Regions from separate parts of the Homo sapiens genome. Here region 2 is linked to region 1. Evidence: chromatin loops called from intact Hi-C (ENCODE). Cell type or tissue: PC-9. All regions are shown on one strand. Links, peaks and the distances in the headings refer to the core of each region. The heading gives the core; the rest is flanking DNA. Region 1 overlaps TNPO3 (transportin 3). Region 2 overlaps TNPO3 (transportin 3).

Region 1 (5,386 bases), core at 316-5,315:
CTGCAATGTTCACTTTAAAGATTGTTTTGGTGGCCAGGCGCGGTGGCTCACGCCTGTAATCCCAGCACTTTGGGAGGCCGAGGCAGGCAGATCACGAGGTCAGGAGATTGAGACCATCCTGGCTAAAACAGTGAAACCCCATCTCTACTAAAGACACAAAAAATTAGCCGGGCGTGGTGGTGGGCACCTGTAGTCCCAGCTACTCTGGAGGCTGAGGCAGGAGAATGGCGTGAACCCGGGAGGTGGAGCTTGCAGTGAGCCGAGATTGCACCACTGCACTCCAGCCTGGGCGACAGAGCGAGGCTCCGTCTCAAAAAAAAAAAAAAAAAAAAGATTGTTTTGGCCACTTGGGGACCCTTGAAATTCCATATGAATTTTAGGGTAGATTTTTCTGTACAAGAGGTTGTTGGGATTTTGATGGGGATTGTATTGAATCTATAGATTGCTTTGAGTAGTATTGAAATCTTAACAATATTAAATCTCCAAATCGACAAATACAGTATATTGTTCCATTTATTGGTGTCTTTAATTTCTTTCAGCTACATTTTGTAGTTTTCAGTGTATAAGTTTTTCACCTCCTTGGTTAAATTTTTTCATAAGTTTTTTTTATGCTATTGTAAACGAACCAACTTGTACTTTAAAGAGCTGTTTTATTATAAATTATACACATACACAGAGGCTACTTTCTGCACAGTAAGTTTTCAGAAAGATATATAAGTGAGACTAGGAGGGGAAGGGAGGCTTTTCTTTTCGTTTCATAACTTTCTGCACTATGTGCACTTTTTTATGAGCATAAATTACACTTTTATGGGTAAAATCAGATATAGAAGGGAAAGAAAATGAACTTTAAGCAGTGGTACAAGAGCTAGTTGTCTTTTCTCAGAATTGATTTCTTAATGTCACTTTCCAAAATAGTTTACTTTCTCATCTTCTGGAATGTCTCCAGCAATTTTGTTAATGTTAAAATCCCAAACCATGGAATGCTATTATTTTATAGTTCACTAAGTGGCTTAAGTAGTAAGCCCAGTATGCCCCAGAAATAACTCACTTTTAGCCATAGATCAAGTGACATGCATGACTGAAAAATAGCATGTGACCCTTCATGACACATTTTGCCAGAAGTGGGGATTTCCCCTCCACTGGGTAGGCATATATTGACTGGGGTGACCTTAAAAATTCTTTGATTGCTTTTACTATGAATCTTCTCAGTAGAAGTAGTATTCTGTCTACAAGCTGTTTCAGGGGAAAGAAGTGTAGTAGTTGCTTCTCTCTGCTTCTGTTTTGCATTATTCCATTCAGTGCTGGTTACAGTATAAGGGCAGGATCGTATTGGCTCTAATTTTCCTAAAGCAAATGGGAACCTAGGGGAAACCCTCCAAAGATGGGGTTTGGAGTCAAGTATGTTGGTTTGAATCTTGCCACATACCCTATTACTTTGAACTTCAGTTTATTTATCAAGTGAAATAGGGTTAGTACTACCAGTCTCATAAGGTTATTATGAGATACCAAATGGAAATCTAAAGAAGATCTTGCACATAGTATGTGATCAGTGAATGTTAACTCCTTTCTCCTTGGAGGAGAAACTTCTAGAATGTCATTATGTACTTGCAAAACTAGCTGGGGCATGTCTCCTGTTGACTCTAAGGCAGCCACCCACACATTCTGGAATCCCACACATTGTAGAATAAGTCTTTGTCAAGCCCTCTTTCCCTCAGTGGGACTAATATATGACAGATAAAATAATATGGTAAGTCTGAAATCAAGGTCATAGATATCCTTTCCTAATTTAGGATAAATCTTGGGGCAAGGAAAAGAGACCTAAGTAAAGCAGTGCTGTGGGGGAAAAAAAAAACCTGTTATCTTTGTCCTGTGATATGGGAAAATAAGGTGCACCACCAACCTGACCTACTTGATCTTCCATTGCTAAACAAGTTTTGCAGCTCTTCCTATAGCAGGCTGTAACATATGTAACATAGTGGTGGGAAATGAACAGAAGTAAGAGCTAATGTAGAGGTGCTAGAGAAAGGACTTGAGATTGCTCATCCCCTCTTAGTAATTCTCTTCCTCTAGAATGCCTGTAGTAGACAAGACAGAAAGCCCTTGAACTTTCTGTCCCATGCATGACTCAGTCTCCCTTTTGATTTTAAGGTCCGTAACACCTGCCTCAACATGCTACTTTGTTTGCCATTCTGGCAGAGAGGGTGAACTGGTTTAGTTTCATTTCAGCAAGTCCAAGCCTGCTTTTCACATGGTACTGGTAATTAATTCCCTAGCTTTTTTTTTTTTTTTTTTTTGAGACGGAGTCTCGCTCTGTCGCCCAGGCCGGACTGCGGACTGCAGTGGCGCAATCTCGGCTCACTGCAAGCTCCACTTCCCGGGTTCACGCCATTCTCCTGCCTCAGCCTCCCGAGTAGCTGGGACTACAGGCACCCGCCACCGCGCCCGGCTAATTTTTTGTATTTTTAGTAGAGACGGGGTTTCACCTTGTTAGCCAGGATGGTCTCGATCTCCTGACCTCATGATCCATCCGCCTCGGCCTCCCAAAGTGCTGGGATTACAGGTGTGAGCCACCGCGCCTGGCCAATTCCCTAGCTTTTTTAGTTGGTCAACTTGAAGAAAGCTGGGACGTTTCAGTCTAAAATAACATTCTTGCTTTCCAAATGCCAGATGAACCTATCATTAACTAAGACCAATTGGGACTAGAAGAAACCCTGCCATCATTTCCATTTCTCCATCTTGGTGTTTATTCTATGACTACTTGTCACTTGCCTGGGGCTCTTCAAAGCCAAAAGGTGTTGAACATGGGAAGCATTGATACTGGAATTAGAGGCCAGTAAGGGGTTGAATCCCTAGTCAAGTCATCAGAGTTTCATTATTTTCTGTTACCTACCAGGTCATCGGATCAAAAGGATCTCATTTCTCAGCACTCCTCTAGTAATCTTATGGGGCTCGAGAAATAGTGACCATAAAAGCTTTCAGAAATATGGTGGAAGGATAGGAATTTGGGGACTAGAAGCCAGAAAACAGAATCTAAAAAATACTGGCAGTTAAAAAAGTAAATAAATAGAAAGCTAAGAAATATCAAACGTCAGAAGGACCGAGACAGAAAATACAGTCATGTGTTACTTAATGATGGGGATATGTTCCAAGAAATGTGTCATTAGGTGGTTTAGTTGTTGTGCAAACGTCATGGAGTATACTTCTACAAACCTAGATGGTATAGCCTACCGGACACCTGGTCTATATAGTGTAGCCTATTGCTCCTAGGCTACAAACCTGTATAGCAGGTTACTGTACTGAATACTGTAGGCAATTGTAACACAATGGTAAGAATTTGTATATCCAAACATATCTAAACATAGAAAAGGTACAGTAAAAATACAGTATAAAAGAGAAAAAAAAAGGTATACCTGTATGAGGGCACTTACCATGAATGGAACTTGCAGAACTGGAAGTTGTTCTAGGTGAGTCAGTGAGTGAGTGGTGAGTGAATAGGCGGCCTAGGACATTACCGTATACTACTGTAGACTTTTTATAGATACTGTATACTTAGGCTACACTAAATTTATAAAAAAATTTTTTTCATCAATAATAAATTAACCCTTGGCCAGGCGCGGTGGCTCATGCCTGTAATCCCAGCACTTTGGGAGGCCGAGGCAGGCAGATCACTTGAGGTCAGGAGTTTGAGACCAGCCTGGCCAACATGGTGAAACCCCATCTCTACTAAAAATTTAAAAAATTAGCCAGGCGTGGTGGTGGGCACTTGTAATCCCAGCTACTCAGGAGGCTGAGGCTGGAGAATCGCTTGAACCTGGGAGACAGAGGTTGCAGTGGGCCGAGATTGTGCCACCGCACTCCAGCCTGGGCGACAGAGTGAGACTCTGTCTCAAAATAATAATAATAATAATAATAATAAATTAACTCTTGCTTACTGTAACTTTTTTACTTTATAAACTAAATTTTTTTTAACTCTTGGACTCCTTTGTAATAACACCTAGCTTAAAACACAAATTGTACAGCTCATTAAAAAATTTTTTCTTTATATCTTTATAAGCTTTTTTCTATTCTTAAAATTACTTTATTTTTTTTTTTTAGCTTTTAAACTTTTTTGTTAAAAGCTAAGACACAAACACATATTAGCCTAGACCTACACAGGGTCAAGATCATCAATATCACTGTCTTCCACCTTTTTACATCTTGTCCCACTTAGAAGGTCTTCAAGGGCAGTAACACACATGGAGTTGCCATCTCCTAGGATAACAATGTCTTCTTCTGGAATCCCTCCCGAAGGACCTGCCTGAGGCTGTTTTACAGTAAATTTTTTTTTTTTGTAAGTAGAAGGAATATACTCTAAATTAATGATAAAAAGTGTAGTATAGTAAATACATAACCCAGTAATATAGTTGCTTATGATCAATTATTGTATACTGTAGATAATTGTTTGTGTTGTCCTTTTATATGACTGGCAGTGCAGTAGGTTTGTTTATACCAGCATCACCACAAGCATGTGAGTAACGCAACATGCAGTTGTTCATCTCTATTATACTCATAGGATCACTGTCATACATGCAGTCCATCATTGACCAAAACATCATTGTAGCACATAACTATAGTTCTAACATTCATGGAGCTTTTTCGTTTTTTTGAGACGGAGTCTTGCTCTGTCGCCCAGGCTGAAGTGCGGTGGTGTGATCTCAGCTCACTGCAACCTCCACCCCCTGGGTTCAAGCGATCCTCCAGCCTCAGCCTCCCGAGTAGCTGGGATCACAGGTGCCCACCACCACACACGGCTAATTTTTGTCTTTTTAGTGGAGATGGATTTCACCATGTTGGCCAGGCTGGTCTCAAACTCCTGACCTCAGGTGATCTACCCGCCTTGGCCTCCCAAAGTGCTGCGATTACAGGTGTGAGCCACCGCGCCCGGCCTCAAGGAGCTTTTTGATCCATTTCTATGGGCTCCCCACCAAGGACACTTCAGTTAAACATTTGGCTGAAGTGTTTGACACCAAAGCACTTGCAGATAGGATTGGGGCAGAAGCCAAGTTGACAGTGTCACCTGTCCCTCATTTCACCCTATCGCACTAAAGTTCTCCCACACTTGCATTTCAGTTTCAATACTTTTTCTCATGTGCCACAAAGGAGGCTGTGAAGTTATCATTTCCAAAGTCTCTGCTGGGCACAGTGACTCACGCCTGTAATCACAGCACTTTGGAGGCTGAGGCAGGACGATAGCTTGAGCCCAGAGGTTCGAGCAGCCTGGGCAACACAATGAGACCCTGTTTCTATCTGTTCTGAAAACAAAACAAAACAGAAGTCTCTTGAGGAAGGGTAAAATTTAAAACATGTAAGACATTAGGATAGCAAAAAAATCTCGGTCTCCAGCACT
Region 2 (5,386 bases), core at 115-5,114, 53 kb before region 1:
AACTTCTGTGAGTACGTACTCACATGTGTTCTCTGCCTGGCATAGAAGTGCCCTTAAAGAGGAGGCTTTTCTTAAGTCTTCAAGATGACAAATGCAAAGAGAAGGGAAATGGCAATCCATTACTTGAGAACTGAGTCAAAGGTCTGACTTTATTAGTAGCTTTGACCTTTGGCATAGTATAATTTATATGTCTGTGAAGTTCTGTGGTATTGCCAAATAAAAGTAAATATTGATATATTTTGAGGAATGTCTATAGTCTGTTGTTTCTGACTTCTTTTCTTTTCTTTTTTTTTAGTTTTTAAAGGTTAACTCTTAAATTTCAGCAATTTGTAGCTAACCCAAAAAAGTTTACATCAGATGTATAGAATTGGAGGTTGGGAGAAATGGGGGAAGGGGGTTAGTCTTAGTTGTCATATTGTTTGGAAGAAATGTTTCTTTGCTTCCCAATTAATATTTATTGTGACCCTATTTCTGTTCATCTGTCTTCATTTATTTAATCTCTCTTATTCAGCTGGCTTTAGCAATAGCAGATCTTGCCCTACAGATGCCTTCCTGGAAGGGATGTGTGCAAACACTGGTGGAAAAGTAAGTAATTTGTATTGACTCTATATTAGCATTTGGAATTGCCATTAACCTACACAGAGAAATTTGTTAGCAATAGCTAGATATTTGACTATTTCCCTGAACTCTTAACATAGAATTATGTTATTAACCTTTGTTAGATTAAATGAAACTTATCTAAAATTTTAAATACTACTGAAATATATTGTGTGGGATGTAAAAGACTAGTGATTTATGTAACACACACTTCTTGAATTAATTGCAGCAAAGTCTTTTATTGCCTTGTGGATCACTCTCACTAACTGGCATGACAGCCATTTTGTAAAAATATAGAATTTAAGATTATATTAAATGGGAGGTTGTTATGAATATGTGTTCTTACTAATTGGAGTTTGTTTCACGTTTATCAGAGGGGCAATATTCTTTTTAGACACACAGAGCTTGCTACTTTGAAACAAGTATTCCTTCTGGGTCCTGGCAAGATAACCTTGATATTTGCTTGCATTTGGTTGGGAAGTTATTTTTGAACAAAGTAGAATTACTTTTTACCTCCAATATAGTGTGTCATTAAAGCATTTTACGGATAACTTATTATTTATTTTATTTTATTTTGAGATGGAGTCTCGCTCTTGTTGCCCAGGCTGGAGTTCAACGGTGCGATCTTGGCTCACTGCAACCTCCACCTCCTGGGTTCAGGTGATTCTCCTGTCTCAGCCTCCCAGGCGGCTGAGATTACAGGCATGTGCTACTACGCCTGGCTAATTTTTATATTTTCAGTAGAGGCGGGGTTTGGCCAGGCTGGTCTCAAACTCCTGACCTCAAGTGATCTGCCCACCTCGGCCTCCCAAAGTGCTGGGATTACAGGCGTGAGCCACCTCATCCAGCTTGGATAACTTTTTTAAAAATTATTTTTATTTTTTTGGAGACACAGTCTTGCTGTTTCACCCAGGCTGGAGTGCAGTGGCACAGTCATGGCTCACTACAACCTCAGCCTCGACTTCCCGGGCTCAAGTGATCCTCCCACCTCAGCCTCCTGAGTGGATAGCTTATTTTTTAAATAAAATTTTTATTGGGGAAATTGATACATGCTCCTTGAAAAAATTCTAACAGTATGGAAACCTTCAAAGTGCAAAATGAACCCCGTCCTCTCTCCCTATCCTTATATTTTATTTTTGAAACAGGGTCTCACTCTGTCACCCAGGCTGAAGTGCAGTGGTGTGATCATGGTTCACTGGAACCTGCAACTCTTGGGCTCATGAGATCCTTCTGCCTCAGTCTCCCGAGTAGCTGGGATTACAGATGCATACCACCATGCCTGGCTGATTAAAAAATTTTGAATGTAGAAACGGTCTCCCTGTGATGCCCAGGCTGGTCTCGAACTTGTGGACTCGTGATCCTCCTGCCTTGGCCTCCCAAAGTGCTGGGATCATAAGCATGAGCCACCACAACTGGCCCTTAACCCTGTATTTTATAAGCAACCACTATTAACAATTGGCTATGTAGAGTTTCCTTTATGCATTTTAAAATAAATAAGTGCATATATATTTTAATGTACATATACCTATATATTTGTTCACCCATATTCAATATGTTTCATACATGTTTTTCACTTACTACATTATGGACTTTTTTTCATGTTAGGACATATAGATATCATGTTCATTATAATGGCTATGTTTCATTGAATAACTGTGTCCTTTTTTTAATCTTAACTAATTATGGAGGACATTTATGTTTGTATCTTTTTTCTCCCCCTTAACAGTGGTGGGAATGTTGCTTTTGTTGTTGTGAGTTACTCTGATGGCTGTTATCTTATGTGATTGTGTATTTTCTGGCTATAAATAACATATCTCCACTTTTTTCTTTTGCAGATACAGCAATGATGTGACTTCTTTGCCTTTTTTGCTGGAGATCCTTACAGTGTTACCTGAAGAAGTACATAGTCGTTCCTTACGAATTGGAGCTAATCGGCGCACAGAAATTATAGAAGATTTGGCCTTCTACTCTAGTACAGTAGTATCTCTATTGGTGAGTAAGTTTGAAATACTAAGTTGCTGCATAAAGGCAGAAAGCCATGGCGGTTATTTTGTAATCAATTGCATTATTGTGAAATAGCTTTCTTTGCAAAATTTAATGATGATGCTTTGGTATTTATGTAACACCTTACCATGACAACATACTTTCAGAAACTATGCTTTTTAAGTTTCTGTATAATCCTCTAAAGGTGACGTTATCTCTTTTATGAATGAAAAATGGACTTTAGAGTTACACAACTGTTAATTCAGAATTGGAACTAAGGCCATCTCATTATTTATCTTGTGCTCTTCTACTGCTTAATGCTCCAAACTGTTGGCTGTTAATAAAGGATCATGCAAAGGGAAGTGTGTATAAATCTACTTTACTAAGAAAGGATCCTTTCTTTTTTTTTCTAATTGATACATGATAGTTGTACATATTTATGGGGTTACATGTATTACTTTTATTTTTTGAAGCAGGGTCTCTGTCTCCTAGGCTGTAGTGCAGTGGCATGATCTCAGCTTACTGCACCCTCCTCCTCCTGGGCTCAAGTGATCCTCTCACCTCAGCCTCCTGAGTAGCTGGGACTACAGGTGTGCGCCACCATGCCCAGCTAAATTTTTTATTTTTTGTAGAGATGGTGTCTCTCCATGTTGCCTAGGCTGGCCTCGAACTCCTGACCTCAAGTGATCCACCTGCCTTGGCCTCCCGAAGTGCTGGGATTACAGGCGTGAGCCACTGTGCCCAGTGACATGTATTATTTTTGTCCAAGTATGTAATATGTGATGATCAGATCAAATCAGGTGATGATCAAATTGAGATATCCATCACCTCAAACCTTTATCATTTCTTTGTGTAGGGAACATTCTAAATCTTCTCTTTCAGCTATTTTGAAGTACTCAATAAATTATTAACTATAGTCACTCTGTTTTGCTGTGTAACACTATAACGTATCCTTTCTATTCAGCTGTATTTGTGTACCCGTTAATCAACCTTTCTTGGTCGTCCCCTCCCCGTTACCCTTCCTAGCCTCTGATCACCGTCATTCTACTCTTTACCTCTATGAGATCCATTTTTTTTCACTCCAACATAGCAGTGAAAGCATGTGATATTTGTCTTTCTGTGCCTGGCTTACTTCACTTAACATAATGTCTAACAGTGCCGTCCATGTTGCTGCAAATGACAGGAGATTTTATTCTTTTTGTGGCTAACGAATATTTCATTGTGCACCTATACCATTGTTTCTTTATCCATTCAGCCGTTGATAGGTACTTAGGTTGATTCCATATCTTGGCTATTGTGAATAGTGCTGCAATAAACATGGGATTGTAGAGATCTTCTTGATATACTGGTTTCTTTTCTGGGTATTTACCCAGCAGTGGGATTGCTAGATCGTATGGTAGTACTATTTTCAGTCTGTTGAGAAACTTCCGTACTGTTTTTCATAATGACTGTACTGCTTTACATTCCAGAGCGTTCCCTTTTCTCTGCATCCTTGCCAGCATTTGCTATTGATCTTTTGCCCATTTTTTAATTTTTAATTTTTTTTTTTTTTTGCTATTATTTGGGTTTCTTATATATTGTGGTTACTAATCTCTTGTTGGATGGGTAGTTTGCAAATATTTCCTCCCATTCTGTAGGTTGTCTCTTTACTTGGTTGATTGTTTCTTTTGCTGTGCAGAAGCCTTTTAGCTTGACCTTTGTCGACTTTTTTTGCTTTAGTTGCCTTTGATTTTGAGGTCTTACTTAAGAGATCTTTGCCCAGATCAATGTCCTGCAGCATTTCCCTAATGTTTGCTTGTAGTAGTTTTATAGTTCACATCTTACATTTAAGTCTTTAATCCATTTTGATTTGATTTTTGTATATTATGAGAGATAAAAGAAAGGATTGTCTCTTAAAGATGAACTGAAAGGTGATAGAAGATTTTACTTGACCTTTGAGGAGTATCGCATTATGGATGAGCTAATACACATTTTTTAAAAAATTAGATGTGATTAAGCTCCTTTCAGTTAGTTGACATTTTTAATACTCTAGAGCAGGAGTGTGTAAATCTATAGTTTATGGGTTGGCTGCCTCTTTTTGTAAATAAAGCTTTGTTGGAACACAGTTATGCCCATTTGGTTATATTTTGTCCATTATTTTGGTCTACATCAGCATAATTGAGTATTTTTCAGAGACCATATGGCTTGCAAAGTGTAGACGGTTTATCTGGTTCTTTATAGAAAATGTTTACTGGTTCCTAAAGTAGATGCTAATAAATTGATTAGCCCATATCTCATTTTTAAGTCTTTATAGTCCAGCTTAATTTTCTCAATAATGTGGATACAGGTTGAATATCCCTTACTGAAAGGCTTGGGACCAGAAGGGTTTAGGGTAGGGTAAAAAAAGTAGTATTTAGGATTTCTGAGTTTTTAAAATTTTGGAATATTTGCATTATACTTTGTGGTTCAGCATTCCTAATCTGAAATGCTCCAGTGAGCATTCCCTTTGAGCGTTATGTTGGCACTCAAAAAGTTTTGGATTTTGGAGCATTTTGGAGTTTTGGATTAGGGATACTTAACCTGTAGTAAATTATTTTTCAGAGATGTGTTTCAGTATAGCAAGTTCATAGATCTTTTAGTTTGAAAAAAAATTAAAATTCTATTAAAAATTGTGTTCAGTTTTGTATTAGAAATTCATTGGAGGGCTGGGTGCAGTGGCTCACCCCTGTAATCCCAGCACTTTGGGAGGCTGAGGCGGGTGGATTACTTGAGGTCAGGAGTTTGAGACCAGCCTGGCCAACATAGTGAAACCCTGTCTGTACTAAAA

The links. A loop is a pair of places that touch in the nucleus more often than their neighbours do. Peaks named below come from ENCODE experiments on the same cell type or tissue, not always from the same donor. Only the 100,000 strongest peaks of a DNase experiment are listed, where the experiment ranks them.
Region 2: a loop joins it to region 1, with 2.1 times the contacts of the local background. A loop is called at or near these places in 3 of 110 quality-filtered maps.

The regions. Positions count from the first base shown.
Region 1 is chr7:128,959,280-128,964,665 of GRCh38, reverse strand. All of the region lies in intron 21 of TNPO3 (transportin 3), which reads left to right. Among named protein-coding and RNA genes, the nearest start is that of IRF5, 24 kb to the right of the region's middle. RefSeq lists enhancers at 1,103-1,402, 1,523-1,632. In PC-9, for the core only: no CTCF peak of the experiment used is centred there; a DNase peak (open chromatin) is centred at 3,395; H3K27ac peaks cover 737 bases.
Region 2 is chr7:129,012,182-129,017,567 of GRCh38, reverse strand. It overlaps TNPO3 (transportin 3), which reads left to right. Exons shown (of 23, transcript NM_012470.4): 3 at 512-585; 4 at 2,433-2,589. Among named protein-coding and RNA genes, the nearest start is that of TNPO3, 40 kb to the left of the region's middle. In PC-9, for the core only: no CTCF peak of the experiment used is centred there; no DNase peak of the experiment used is centred there.